Linked DNA regions of Homo sapiens: region 2 is linked to region 1. Evidence: read pairs that join two places in POLR2A ChIA-PET (ENCODE). Cell type or tissue: PC-3. All regions are shown on one strand.

Region 1 (8,000 bases):
GGAAGTCAAAAGAATGTTTTGTTAGAACCAGGTTGAAGTTCTGTGATATCGTTTGGCTCTGTGTCCCCACCCAAATCTCACCTTGAATTGGAATAATCCTCACCTGTCAAGAGTGGAACCAGGTGGAGATAATTGAATCATGGGGATGGTTTTTCCTGTGCTCTTCTTGAGATAGTGAGTGAGTTGTCAGGAGATCTTGTGGTTTTATAAGGGGCTTTCCCCCTTTTTGCTCGGCACTTCTCCTTACTGCTATCATGTGAAGGATGTGTTTGCTTCCCCTTCCACCATGATTGTAAGTTTCCCGAGGCCTCCCCAGCCGTGCAGAACTGTGAGTCAATTAAACCTCTTTCCTTTATAAATTACCCAGTCTCAGGCAGTTCTTTATAGTAGGGTGAGAATGGACTAATTCATTCTCTCTGATAGTTTTTTCCTCTTAACTAAAATATGAAGCAAGGTCACCAGGGGCAAATGACAACAGAGAAGGGTGTTGGAGATTCCACAAGAAGGGAGAGGGAGATGTATGTACCAGAAACATAAAGTTGCATTGTCTGGCAGCATGAAGAGCCCAGCTGGGGTTAACAACCCCAAATTGAAAGCAAGTCTGATCAGTAGGATTGTGTGCTTTCCTTCAGTTCCAAGAAGCTTCTGGGTTACAATAATTGGGCAGAGTGTTCAATTTCACCAAGGTCTTAAGTGTAGTTCCATTAGCTAGTCAAAGAAACTAATAGAGTGTTTAGGGAGTAAAGGGGCATGCACGAAGGTCACTCTGACTGTCCTTGGAGTTTAAGCTGTGGGAAGAGGGAGAAGGCTTGTGGGAAAGGCAGGCAAAGGACAAGAAGTTTGTCAGATTGATAGGTTGCTGGTCCTGTATAGTGAAAGGATTGTTAGAATCAAAGGATTCCCATGAAATATTAATTCATATTAGAGTTTACCACAATTTTAAGAATTTTTTTGTTCCTGTTGTGGTTTCCTCTTCACTCTGTTTTTCATTAAATGTATTCCTATCCCTCTTTAATTAAAAACTAGTTACAATTTTATTACTATTGTCCTCTCTATGTAAAATAATATCTTAATATGAAATAATGTATGCTCATTAAAAATTAGAAAATATAGAAAAGTAAAACAAAATTAGTATGGTCTTACCATTTACATGTGTTTACAGGTACTGGCAATAATTTTGAATGCAGGTGCTTCTTCACTTATGCTTGGGTTACATCCCAATAAGTCCACTGTAAATTCAAAAAATTGTGAGTTGAACCATTGTAAGTTAGGGACTTCCTTTATGTCATTTCAGTCTTGTTTCTTTTCATCTGATTTTATAAAACATGATAGTAATTATTCTATGTATTTTGTTTTGTACCATGTCTTAAGTTATTTCTTCTTACTATACTCTCCTAAGCATACGTTATGCTGTTAAATACTTTCGTCAAGATTATTTTTAATGACTGTGTAATATTCCAGTGAAGGATGTTTTATAATTAATTTTGTCTACATTACAGGTTATTTATACTAATTTGTTTGGGTATTAAAATTGTGTAGAGATTAACATCTTTATATTTAGGTTTTCAAAAAGTGTTATTTATATTCCCTAAGGAATCTTTTATAAGTTCATTCTTCCTTTTTTTTTCAAACAGACTAATTCAGGTTCCTCAAACTAATTCCTTAGACATTGTTGTTATTTATATAAATTGTCACAGTTTCCACATAGTATTTTAATAATTATTCCAGTGGATTTAACTATAATAGACTAATTTTCCATTTTTAATATGTTTGGCTGTCGTTTATTTATTTGATTATTTTACCTTTTCAATATTATGCTACATTTTTTATGGTGCCCTATTATGACAAAAGCCATACATTCACAAAGCCTTATTATTGTTTTGGTGATTATAACAATACTGTAATTTTTAATTACTTAGTATGAGTTAGTAAACATATTATTGGACCAATTTTTCTGTTGAAAGTATCCAATCCTATTTAGAATGTTGTTGGTCATAAATACCTCACATTACTTGTATTAGAAAACCTGGAAAGTGTCCCAGTTAGCAGGTCCCTTTCACCTCATAACAATCAAAGATGATTTTAGATTATAAGAGGTTATGGAAAGGTAACAGGAGGAAGTAAGGAAGAAAAACAACTTGTGCAGCCAAGAAGCTAGGCTTTACTGAACTGGAACTCTATCGTAAATGTAATAGTAGCTCTGTCCATTCGGCGATAATTCTGTAGTTATTCCTTCAGAAGAGCCTACTCAAGGCTTTCTACATTAGGGTCCAAGGACATTCGCCATATGCGACTTTGTGTGTAGTCAAAAGAGTAGTCATAGAGAATGTGGACCCTGGGGCAAGAATCTTGGGATTTTTCTCTTGTCTTCTTTACTTCCTACCGGGATGATGTTGGGTAGGTTAATTAATCTCTATGTATCTCAGTCTCCCCAACTGCAAAATGTAGACAATAATGTTACCTATTGCACAGCATTACTGTGAGGGTTAGAGGAGATAATAGATACCATGCATTTAGAAGCCTGCCTGCACAAAGCATGACCAGTAATTGCTAGCTATTGTAAGTTTCTGAAGATTTAAGTTAACGTACATTGGACAGTCTCGTCCTTACTTTTGCCAGATTTCTTATGTTTTCAATTTCTTTATTTTCTCATATCTTATCTTATAGGTAATGATTTTAAAATATTAAAAGTAATTGATTTCACTTTGTTCTCTATTTTTATCCTCCTCCTTTTATAAAAAAGCAGAAAATTTTCTTTTTCATATTTCTTTATAAATTAAAATCTGTTTAAAGAAAAAAAATTTTTTTTTTAAATAAACTTTGTAAGCACCATCTCATTTTTAGCTTGGGCGTCCAACCCAATCCCAAGAGTTTTCCTTATTTCTTGTCTCTTTTCTATGATTACATGTCAATTTCATTCAGTTGATGCCTCCTTGGTTTAGGTAATTGTAATGCCAATTTTTGATGTTGTTTGAATACCGGAAGATAGATTTTGCAAGAATAAATATCTCAAGTATTCTTTTAAAAGCTTCCAAAGCAGAAATGGCTGGGATATTGATAGAATTTGAAAGAGCAATCTTTCTTATGTGTTCTTATGATAGCAAAGTGTAAGCCTCTGTTCAAATAACAAATAACAATTTTGGGAGGAATTCAGGCTTAGTTTTTCTACCTCTTAGAGAGAACTGATATTATTTATTCTTCACAATCTTACCAGGAGATTGAAAAGTAATGGCGTGTGTTCTACCCTCACGATTAAAAAGGAAAAGTTCTCTGTGAATCATAATCAAAGAATCTTTGACCTGAAGTAAGTTCAAGTTGAGAATATTCTCGTCTCTAAGACTTAGTATAATAATGTTTAAATTGCATACATTTATGATAAAATCAATTATAATATACCTTTAAAGAAAATAAGAAATAATATGAAATATTGTAAAAGACGTTTCTTCCAGTTTCCTTTTGAATAAACTTTCCTTGGGAAAAGTTACATCATTTCTTTCAAATGTTTCATCAATATTGCTGGAAAATGGTGCTCCTACACAAAGAAAAATTTTTGTAGTTAAGAGTAAAGAGTGTTGTTTAATCAGTGAAAATATTTCGGCAGACAAAAGGTAAACATTTCTAACATACAAGGAGCTGAATTATATTTTTCTCCCTCTGTGTACCATTCTCCTGAACAGATACCCAAGAAATAGCATGAGTATAGTTATACAGATATAAATGCAAGAAATTTATTAGATAGGTTGAAAATTTATAACAATTCTTTGCTGCTTGCTTCTATTTTTTAGTGAAGTAGTTAGCTAAGAGTTTATTTGATAATGAGAAAGAAAAAAGGAGTTTTGCAAGTTTGAAATAAGAGTAGAAGATATGAGAAAATTGTTGCAGAGACTGGGAGGGTGAGTTAGGTAGAAGGATATAAGATTTGGTGTATTCTTTGTTGGGCACAATTGAGATTGCTGCTCATGTTTAAATCCAACAAATTTCAGCAAAAGGTAGTGAGTTAGATGTTGTTAATCTTGGGGTTTCTCAGATGAGTATGACTGAATAAAAGTGGTCTCGGGACACTGCTTGGGTGATGGGTGCACTAAAATTTCAGAATTCACCACTATATAATTCAACCATGTAAAAAAACCACTTGTGCTTCAAAAGCTATTGAAATAATTTTTTTAAGTGTGTTTGAGAGTTGAGAGCAAATGACTACAGTGTTGGAACTTAAAATCTAAATAGATGAAGGAAGCCAAGAAGGACCCAATGAAGTGAGGAATAATCCTTAAAAGTTAGAATCAGGGGCCAGGTGTGGTGGCTCATGCCTGTAATCCCAGCACTTTGGGAGGCTGAGGTGGATGAATCACCTGCGTTCAAGAATTTGATACCAGCCTGGCCAATATGGTGAAACCCTGTCTCTACTAAAAATACAAAAATTAGCTGGGCATGGTGGCGGGCGCCTGTGATCCCAGTTACTTGGGAAGCTGAGGCAGGAGAATTGCTTGAACCCGGGAACGGAGGCTGCAGTGAGGTGAGATCATGCCACTGCACTCCAGCCCGGGAAACAGAGTGAGACTCTCCCTCAAAAAAAAAAAAAAAAGTTAGAATCAGGTATTGAAGGACCCTGACTTGAATAACTGTTGGAATTAGGATATTACAGGGAAAGAAACGAAAGCAAGAAAAATACGTTGTGGAGAATTTCTCCTTCTGATGAATGTTAAAGCATCTTGTTGCATTAGATTCCATTTCTACAAAACAAATTACCATTTAAACTTAGAGATTTAAGGCAATAACCATCCATTAGTTCACAGTTTTGCAAGTCAGAAGTCTGGTACAATGAAGCTTGGCCCTCTGCTGAAGGTATCACAAGGCCAAAATCAAGGTGTCATTTGAACCGAATTCTCCTATGGAGGCTCTGGGGAAAAATCTGCTTCTAAGATTGTTTTTGTTAGTGGAAAGAATTAGTTTCTTGCAGCTGTAGGACTGAAGTCCCTGTTTTCTTGCCAACTACAGCCAGGGGCCACTCTCAGCTCTTAGAGGCTGCTCATATCCCTCAGTCTTCAGTCCAGCAATGGTTTGTCAAATTCTTCTCATGCTTTTAATCTCTGAATTCCTCTTCTGCAACGAGCTAGAGAAGATTCTGCTTTTAAAGGGCCTACTTCATTAAGTCGGGTACATCCACCAAAAATTCCCTTTTGCCATACAATGTCACGTAATCATGGATGAGGCATCTTATCATAATAGCAGATTCAACCCACATTCACAGGAGGGGATTGACATGGTTGAGAGTCACTGGGGGTGATCTTAGAATTCAGGCTACCCCACTCGTCAAATTCAATTAAGTTCTATTTAAATGTTTAATTTGAAAAATTGAGATCTTTACAGAATAAGAATTTTCTACAGTTTAATTTGTTTTTACATAAGATTTCCCATTAGTTTTTGTAAATATTGTGTATTGTAGATATTGCTGCTATTGTTAATGGGATTTTTTTTCATTACATTGTCTATTCTGTGAAAGGGCCATATATGAAAAGTGACTCCCATGTGTCAAAGGAGCCCAGAAACCAAAGAATGAGGAAGACAAATCGAGGTTGTTGGTATTGGGTGTTTTATGGGGGAAACTTACAAACAGAAGCATGGTCTTGGACGGTAGCAAGACAGGCAACTCTTCGCACTGTTTGTTCCCAGGCCCAGGGTTTATATACAGTAGGAAAGGGTATATATGGTCCAGCAAGACAATTAAAGGCAACCCTTCAGAATAGGCAAGAATGCGATGTGCATCATATCCTGTAACTTGTGCAATAATATTAAGGTTGACATGTTCTTACACTAAGAACAGCAAATAGGAATCAGGAGGCATTCATGGGACTGGAGTTAATCAGAAGTCAACATGGTGGGTTAACAGCCATAATGGAGTCACTTTTGTCTCCATATTATCAAATTGATTTATCACTAATTTTATTATTATTATTATACTTTAAGTTTTAGGGTACATGTGCACAACGTGCAGGTTTGTTACATATGTATACATGTGCCATGTTGGTGTGCTGCACCCATTAACTCGTCATTTAACATTAGGTATATCTCCTAATGCTATCCCTCCACCCTCCCCCCACCCCACAACAGTCCCCAGTGGGTGATGTTCCCCTTCCTGTGTCCATGTGTTCTCATTGTTCAATTCCCACCTATGAGTGAGAACACGTGGTGTTTGGTTTTTTGTCCTTGCGATAGTTTGCTGAGAATGATGGTTTCCAGCTTCATCCATGTCCCTACAAAGGACATGAACTCATCCTTTTTTATGGCTGCATAGTATTCCATGGTGTATATGTGCCACATTTTCTTAATCCAGTCTATCACTAATTTTTATTATTTATCTTTTATTTGACCTCCTAGACTTCTCATTAGTTCTAATAATCTGTCAGTTATTCTCTTGAATTGGTTAGGAGTATCATCATACAGTCTGTAAATAATATTTTTTCTCTCTCTTTTGAAAGTTCTATGTTTTAATTTATTTTTATTGTTTCATTGCACTGGTTATGAGCCCTTTGGTTACTGTGAAGGAAATTAACAGTAATATGGAATCTCATTACATTGTACCTTTTAAAATGCAAATGTTTTTAATATTTTATCATTAATTGTGGTATAAGAGAAAGGTTTATGGCAAATACTCTTTACCAGATAAAAATTTTCATCTATTTCTAGGTTGTTGGCATATTTTTATGAAATTCAATATGGAATTTTAGCAAATGATTTTTTAGAATGCATTGAGATAATCATAGTTTTTACATATTAAATTAATACAATGATTGCATGAATATATTATCAAATGCTTAAGCAGTCATTTGTTCCTGGCAAACCTAACTTCGTTAATATGTATTATTCATGTAATACACTTATAAGTTTTATTTGTTAATATTTTATGTATAATATTTAATCTAATATTCAGTGGAATTTCACTACAATATTTTATACTGTAACTGTCCTTTCTATCAATATAATGCTTGTTACAAAGACTCCATTTTTCTTTGTAATACATATTATTTATATAATGTAAGATTTTTATCACTAAAAGTTTTGTTAGAACCTGATATGGAATCAAATTGTCCAGGTCAGTTTTAGAACATAGTTTTAGCTGGCAGTCCTATTTCTTTCATGTTTATGTGTACATTGAGAATTTTTACTTTATAAGTAAATGTTAATTATACACACACACACACACACACACACACAGAGCACATACATCCTTAGAACAGTTTTTAGTATCGCCATTCAAATTTATTAGCTTAAAATCACATTTATGCTTTTTCAAAATCATTTATTGTTCTTAGAATCTGTAGTTATATTCTTCTGTGATTTTGTTTTAGTTTCCTTTATTTCTATACATATTTCATAAACATTTGCCAATTTATATTTGCCTTCTTAATGAATCATACTTTGGAATTATTATTATTATTATTGTTATTTGAGATGCAGGCTCATCCTGTCACCCATGCTGGAGTGCAGTGGTGAAATCTCACCTCACTGAAACCTCTGCTTCCCGGATTCAAGTGATTTTTCTGTGTCAGCCTCCTGAGTAACTGGGATTACAGACACGCACCACCACATCTGGCTAATTTTTTTAAATTTTTAGTAGAGATGGGGTTTCACCATGTTGACCTGGCTGGTCTCAAACTCCTGACCTCAAGTGATCCACCCACCTTGTTCTCCCAAAGTGCTGGGATTACAGGCGTGGCCACTGCGCCCAGGCACACTTTAGAATTATTAATCAATTAAACTGCTAGTTTTATGTACAATATTTCTATTTTGCTATTTATATGCTTTGCTAATTTAAGCCTATACATTTTTTTTTCTTTTTTTTTTCCTTTTTTTTAGATGGAGTCTTGCTTTGTCGCAAGGCTGAAGTACAGTGGCGCAATCTCGGCTCACTGCAACCTCCTCCTCCCGGGTTCAAGCAATTCTCCTGCCTCAGCCTCCCGAGAAGCTGGGACTACGGGCACGTGCCACCACGCCCGGCTAAT
Region 2 (8,000 bases), 250 kb after region 1:
TGGTTTATTCATTGTTATTGTCAAACTACTTATAGGTATATTTTAATATAATTTACAAAGTACAACATTTCTGGATGTCTTTTTAAAATCAACTCTGTGGATGTATACTTTATACACAACAAAATCTATCCAAGTTTACATTACCAAAATGTTTGACAAATTTATACACCAGTGTAACCATCAACCTAATCAAGATGTACATTTCCATCACTTCAAAGGATTCCTTGTGCCTCTTCCCAGATAAAACCATGCCACCCAACCTCCAGCTCCAGACAACTACTGATGTGCTGCCTTCATGTTGCAGATTAGATTTGTCTCAGGTGACCCTGGGAGATGCTTCTTCTTAATCCTTTTTTCCCTAAAATGATGTATAGCCTGAATATTATAATTCTGACTCTCTTCCAGCACCTCAAACCTTCAGTGAACTATCACAGGGACAACGGTTGTAACACAGATATGACTACAGAGCTACTGAGGCCACCCAGAGCTGATTGGTTTTTGCCTGTTCCAAGTTTGCTTTCTGTCTCTTCTTTCCTGTGAGGCTTCCCATATCTAGCCACATCCTTCTAACATGCTCCATTTTACCTTAATTTAGCCAATGTCTGTATCTATTGCTCTCAACAGAACCATAACTCTCATAAAAATGTAACTTTTTATAAAATTTTTATAAAGAAAACTTTATATAGAAATACAGTATCATTACTTATGAGTTGTTAAATTCTTCCAACTTAGACCAGAAACCAGAATTGGTTGATTTTTAAAACAATTGCATTGTTGTTACATGGAGTGGAAAAAGAATTATTAATTGGGAGTCTATGAACAGGCTAAAAATATATCTGCCACAGTGAACATCAATAATCAGTTAACAATTAAAGGGCAATTTAAAACCCAAGCAGAGAATGCTAGTGAATAACTTAAATATTGAACAAAATCCAGAATTATAAAAAGAAGCTATAAAAATACAAAGCATTTAGACATTGTGTCTCGTGATTTGACTTTGTTGATTAACATGTGGGAAGCAATGGCAATAGTCGTTAATATTTTTTCATCATTCCATTTTCTGCATGAAAAATTTAAGTGTCAGTTTACAGTCATCAATCTATTGCCACTGTACTTTGTACCTTGTAGGTATAAGCAAAGCTAATTTAGAAAGGAAACCATTGTTCTCCTGAGAGTTTTATTTTAACAAAGGTTAGATAAAAGTATTTTTTTAATCATTGTCTTCTGCCCAGACCCTTGGCTTCAGACTTGTGCAGTCATTCACCTTCAAATCTCCATCACAGCTCTGCTGAGTCTGCACTCAACTAAGCTGAGAAATAAGCAGCTTTGACATTTAGGGGCCCAAGGCTTCTTTTCTCCTTGAAGGAATTATGTAAGTCAGCAACACGTGCTTTTGTTTGCTCATCTGGTTTCAAAGCAGATGGTGAATTTTCACGCCAGCTGGATGGAAGGGCCCTGAAAACATTTAGCAGTATTTACCAGGTGAATTCTGCGTGTGCTCCAGGGCCTTCAGGAACATATGATTTACATTCATGGATACCTAAATCTAGGTAGTGGAAGATATCAAATTCAAAACTAAAGGAGACCAATAACTTATGGTTCTGTTCCTGATGTACATCAAAGTTAGATTAGACTGTCTATCGTGAGTGAATATAAGAAAAGCTCATTTGATTGATTGAAATTTTAGCCACCAGGAAGTCCTCAAGGACTCCCTTTCCCTGCAATTGTTTTACTAATGACACTTTTGTACACAGTAGTGATATGATTTCATTTTGGTTATATTTACTAAGATTATCCCACCTTTGACTTTTTTAATTGCATATATTATATTGGAAATTGGTTTAGTGAGTGAGTAATAGCTGTTGTGGACTGTAGATCCCTTCACTCAAACAAGATTTGTGTTTCTATCCATGTCCTAAGGATGCCATTTCACTACTCCTAGGAGACAGCGACAGCTTTTGTGTGCTATAATGCAATCTTTAGGGCGTGAATATTTCTATAATAACTGAACATTGAACACCATAAGTATTTGCATAGTCACTCTTCTTAGGGAATAAATAAAAAAAATACTCTGGAATCCCTTTTACCTCTTCCTGTATTTTTTTTTGTTTTGTTTTGAGAGGGATTCTTGCTCTATCGCTAGGCTGGAGTGCAGTGGCACCATCTCAGCTCACTGCAACCTCCGCCTCCTGAGTTCAAGTGATTCTCCTGCCTCAGCCTCCTGAGTAGCTGGGATTACAGGCGCATGCCACCACACCTGGCAAATTTTTGTATTTTTAGTAGAGATGAGGTTTCACCATGTTGGTCAGGCTGATCAAGAACTCCTAACCTCGTGATCCACCCGCCTCAGCCTTCCCAAGTGCTGGGATTACAGGCATGAGCCACTGAGCCCAGCCCACCTCTTCCTGTATTTTTAAGTATTGATATGGTTTGGCTGTGTCCCCACCCAAATCTCATATTGGATTGTAGTTCCCATAATCCCCACATATCATGAGAGGGACCGAGTGGGAGGTAATTGAATTATAGGGGCGGGCTTTTCCCGTGCTCTTCTTGTGATAGGGAATAAGTCTCACAAGATCTGATGGTTTTATAAAGGGCACTTCCCACACACAAACTCTCTTGCCTGCTGCCATGTAAAATGTGTCCTTGCTCTTCCTTCACCTTCCACCATGAGTGTGAGGCCTCCCTAGCCATGTGGAGCTATAAGTCCATTAAACCTCTTTTTCTTTATAAATTACCCAGTTTTGGGTATGTCTTTATTTGCAGTGTGAGAACAGACTTATTCAATTATTATAGGCACTAAGGGGTTCATTGCCAATCAAATCATTCTCCAGTAAAGTAATCTACAATATTTCCATATGAGATTTTATTGTTGTATCTTGATGCTTAACTTGAAGTAAATCAGGACTGTGTGTTGCCCACATTGGTCCTTAGTCACATATTGGGATCTGTTTTTTCTAACAGTGAAGACATTAATTAATCCTACATGAGAGTATGTTTATGTATGAAATTAATCAAGACCATATTTTGTGGATTTAGGACGTTTCTAGCAAATGTATACACTTAAAGACTGTCTTGTAAGGTCAACAGCTGAGAGGATATAGAAGGAACATGCTGAGAAGTTCAGGAAGTACTAACATAAAGCTCCCTCTTCCCACAGGAACATCGATTTCAGCATACCTTAAACCTTTTGAACAGACTTGTCGATACTCTCTTGGAAAAGTATTTTTAAAAATAGAATTGAATATTTTTAAACTTTCATCCCAATAGAAAGCTAAAGTTAATGAGGAAACTTGGATTCATTTCACAAAACGTTGCTTGTAAGCTATTTTGCTTGGCTACATGTTCCCTGGACAAACCCAAAAGACTGGTATAAATTCCAATACTGTCACTCACAGTATCACAAACTTTTGGTGACTCAATCGCTTTACCTTTATGTTGTTCTTTCTAGGACCAGTTTCACAGAGGTTATGCCATTCTCAGATTTCTTAGAATTGGTCAATCTTAGGTCATTTGACTTGAGAAATCCTCAAAGATTTTACTGTTTTAAAGTATTAATACATCCATCACCACAAAGGAATCAGTTAATGTGCTGTTATATCTCAAAGAGGTTACAGTACCATCTTCATTTTTCTCAACAGCCTCCTCTAAATTCTATTCTTTCTCTTTGCCTTAAAAATCTACACAATGAAAGAGAGCACAAGGAAAGTCTCCCGGGAAATACAGGGAGAAAAAAATTAATCAAAATGTCCAACAACAGATTATCCAATAATTTATGATATATCAGGACATAGAATACTATACAACCAAGAAAAATACTAATGTACTTATAGATCTATTTATATTAAAAAAGTTAATGATATATATTTTGTGTATTCCATATTACAAGCACTAGGCTAAGTCCCAGATATATCATGGTGAGCAGGAGAGACTGGAGCCCTGACTTTCTGAAGTTTTGAATCCAGTGGGAGATACTAACAATAGATAAGTGAAGAACTACAACCATAAAAATTATTATTAAAAAAAACCACGTGCTGGAATTTCTGAAAAAAATAAGCATGCCTATATTCAAATATGTAATGTAAAAAATAAAGGTATGCACAAAAAAGTCCATAAAGGTACAAACAAAATATGGGCAGTAGTTTCCAGTGGCTGCTGGCAGAACAGGCATCAGGAAGTATGCATGAATGTAGTCATGCAGAAGTTATCTAAAATCCCTGCTGACTGATCAGTACCCATGCCACACTGGTTATTATTAATACATACTTGGGATATCACCACTGGGTGTTAGTATTCTGGCCAATCCTTACTTCCATTATGTTTTCTAGATTATCTAATTTTTAAACACAATGCTTTATTATTTCATATTTAATTATAAAACATTTTAAACATACACACAGTAGAGAAAACATTCACTTTTTTTTTTCTTTTTTTTTTTTTTTTGAGATGGAATCTCTCTCTGTCACCCAGGTTGGAGTGCAATGGTGCGATCTTGGCTCACTGCAAGCTCCGCCTTCCGGGCTCCCGCCATTCTCCTGCCTCAGCCTCCCGAGCAGCTGGGACTACAGGCGCCCACCACGACGCCTGGCTAACTTTTTGTATTTTTAGTAGAGACGCGGTTTCACCGTGTTAGCCAGGATCGTCTCGATCTCCTGACCTCGTGATCCACCCGCCTTGGCCTCCCAAAGCGCTGGGATTACAGGCGTGAGCCACCGCGCCCAGCCAGAAAATATTCACTTCTTTATTCGACATATAAGTTTAACAACAGTTAAGGAATTGACATTTTTGTTTTAGGATTTTTTTTAATGAAATTATCATAGATAGAGCTAAATTCTTAAAACTTAATCCTTTTTTTTTCTTTTCCTCTCCTTCCCATGTGTAATCACTTCTCTAAAAATATGCTGATTTTATGTTCTAATAAAAAGGGCTTTAAAAATCAATATATAGTACAGATATAAAAGTCTGAACCACCAAAAAAGTAAAGAAAAAGAAAAGCAAGGAAAAAAAAAGAAAGAAAAAGAAAAAATGAGGCAAAAACCGTGGAGTGATGAGTAATTGTTAGGAGAATGAAAGAGAAAGCTTAACTTTACAAAAGTCCCTGCTGAATGAAATGGTCAAAGTAATTGTAAGAAATCACAAAAAGCATGTTGAAAAGCTCAGAATAGCCTTAAACTGCAAAACTTCCTGCAGCTTGAGAGAACCTTCCTGCTGAATTACTAAATTTTAGAAATATAAAAATAAACTAACCACTGAAACATCCAACTGTTGTAAGAAAGTTCTAGATTCAAAAATAAACAGAAGCAAAAGCATCGTTTAAGAAAGTCCTTTGAAGAAATCCCACACTCATAATTTAAATGAATGCTCAAATAAATGTTGTTATTAACTTTTTTGAGTGTCATCAATGAATCAATCACTATGCTAGTACTCGTTTTAGAAGATGAGTAGAAAATAATCTTTTCTTCAAGGAGTTCACAATCCAGTTAATAAAACTTATTAGATGACATGGCGTCTTTCTTTTCTCATATGTTCCCACTACTCAGAGAAGAGTTGCATATAATAGGCATGAGGGGTATTATTAAATGTTTAATAATTAGCTCTCTAAGGAAAACAAAAACCCGATTTGCAGCATTTTCCAATTTCCACGGCATTAATACTACCCCCATGGTTGATTTCAGGATGACATTATATTATGAAACATTGTATTTCTTTTTGGAAAGAAATACACACCAGAACACTAGATTCACCAGAGCTAGCTAGCTCAAGCATTGAACAAATATTTGTTCCATGAAGACAAACAGTATAATAATTTTTATAAAAGAGGTTGCTTTAACATATGACAGAAGCACAAAAAAAATGATCAGATCTGTTGGAAGGGAGGGCTTAGGTATTTCAAAGTCTTTTCTGAGGTGATCTCTGAATTTTTTTTTCCACTACAGCTATGTTTCATTTATAAGTTTCACTAGAGTCACTGTTCTCAAAGAGGGTACAAGATGACTCAGTAGTGGTAGTAGGAGGTTTGTATTACTGTTTCCAGTATTTTTAAAACAGCAATGCTACTAAACAATCTACAGTGAACAGGACATCTCCCCACACCCCTCCAGCAAAAACAACTGTGCAAATTGTCAAATGTATCAACAGTGCTGAGATTAAGAACCCCTGCACTGGAATAACAGAGAAGAATCTAGATGAAGGGAACAGCTGGTGCAAAGGCAATGAATAATGAAAGAAAAGTGTATTTTTACCTGGGATACTATGGAAACAAGCTGAGACTCAAAAACAGTGTTTTCACAAAGCTTTTAAAGAAGAGTTTTCCTATATTAGAATAACTCTATGCTTTCCTAATTTCATCTTTTATAACAATAACATCTTTTCATAACAATACACTTTCACTTCTTGTCTTTTGGTGTTTTCCTTTGTGAATCATATTTGCTTTCTCACATCCCATATTGTTTCAAAAATGAAGTTGCATCCTTAACTTTTTCCAACCATTACATACTTCCAAGAACCAATGGATCATCAAAATTAAAATTTAACATTGTGCTTTGCAGGCTTTAACTTACCTATAATGTTTCATATTACATAGAAAAACCTAAGTACCACTAAACATGATACATGATACATGATACATGACGGAAACAGAATGAGGGAAAGATGTATTATAATTATTTCTGGGAAAACAAAAAGATGCAAATATAGATACAGGTCTTTACATTGTTCTATTTTGAGAAAACCAGATCTCATAAAAAGTTAAATTGTGATGTAATCTTTGGGGTTTGAAAAATATCTTTAAATTATGAAATCTCACAAGAAGATTATAGTGAAAGCTGTAATATATATACTTGTATATTGTCACTACTTTTTCTTCTTTTGAGAAGTGATTTGGCAAGTAATTTCAAGATCGATTTTAAAAAAATCATGTTTGTAACCCAAACATTAGCTTCTGGAGATTTATCTTAAGTAAATAAAAAGAATAAAAGTTGCATTCAAGAATTAAAAAAAAGAGAGATTACAAAAAGAGGAAAAACCTCATTTAAAATCTCCAGCCTTTCAGAAAAATCCAAATTCTACTTAAATGGTAGTCCCCATTAGTTAATATTAGGCATATAACAGAAATGGTACATGGTATTAAATGCTAATTAAAGACCAAATTCAAAAAGGAGGGGAAATGTATATCGGAATGGAAATTAGATAGTCATTGTTCTTTGGTACAGTAGTTTCAATTAAGTGCTGAAACCAAAGGATATTATTTAAGGTAGAGTAATGGCAATTGCTTTGTTTTAGATTCCCTGTCTCCTCTCCCTGTAAAATGTTCCTACTTGCCTCTAGTAAACCTGTAAGCGACCAAGCGCTTTGGCTTATTCTATGAAATAGAATATGTAATAGCCAAACAGCATCTTCTACTTCAAGCTAACCTAAACATTATAGCCAGTGTGGAACTTGGAATCAGTCAGATCCAAGTGTAAATTTCATCACTGCCACATACTGCTTGTGTGATCTTTAGCAAGTTCCAAAATTCTAAATATGCATTTCCTCATTGATAGCATACAGTCCTAATAATACCTAATTCATATAAATGTTGCGAGGACAAATTCAAATAGCATCCTATCCAAAACAACATAATTAGAGAGTAGCTTATAGATGGGACTATTTAGCTTAATGTGGACAAGTTAGCACCTCTCTTTGGGTTGAATTTTTTTCTGGAAGCATTAATAATATATCTATTCAAGCTAATAAATATTTATTGAGCACTAAGTTACAAAACACTTTGCTGTATGTTAATTAAGATTAATAATAAACATGTGTCATACCTATGATCCAATACATTAATAACATGATGTGACAGTAACTTTCATACTGGTAAAGAAAATAAGAAAGATGGTCGGGCATGGTGGCTCACACGTGTAATCCCAGCACTTTGGGAGGCTGAGGCGGGCGGATCACAAGGTCAGGAGTTCGAGACCAGCCTGGCCAATATGGTGAAACCCTGTCTCTACTAAAAA

The links. Peaks named below come from ENCODE experiments on the same cell type or tissue, not always from the same donor. Only the 100,000 strongest peaks of a DNase experiment are listed, where the experiment ranks them.
Region 2: POLR2A ChIA-PET joins it to region 1 with 5 read pairs; 3 of 35 experiments call an interaction of 5 or more read pairs at or near these places.

What each region holds. Positions count from the first base shown.
Region 1 is chr7:20,180,293-20,188,292 of GRCh38, reverse strand. The region is part of intron 1 of MACC1 (MET transcriptional regulator MACC1); the gene reads left to right. Among named protein-coding and RNA genes, the nearest start is that of MACC1, 33 kb to the left of the region's middle. In PC-3, no CTCF peak of the experiment used is centred here; no DNase peak of the experiment used is centred here.
Region 2 is chr7:19,926,459-19,934,458 of GRCh38, reverse strand. The region is part of intron 5 of MACC1-OT1 (MACC1 3' UTR overlapping transcript 1); the gene reads left to right. Among named protein-coding and RNA genes, the nearest start is that of TMEM196, 160 kb to the right of the region's middle. In PC-3, no CTCF peak of the experiment used is centred here; a DNase peak (open chromatin) is centred at 3,388; H3K27ac peaks cover 958 bases.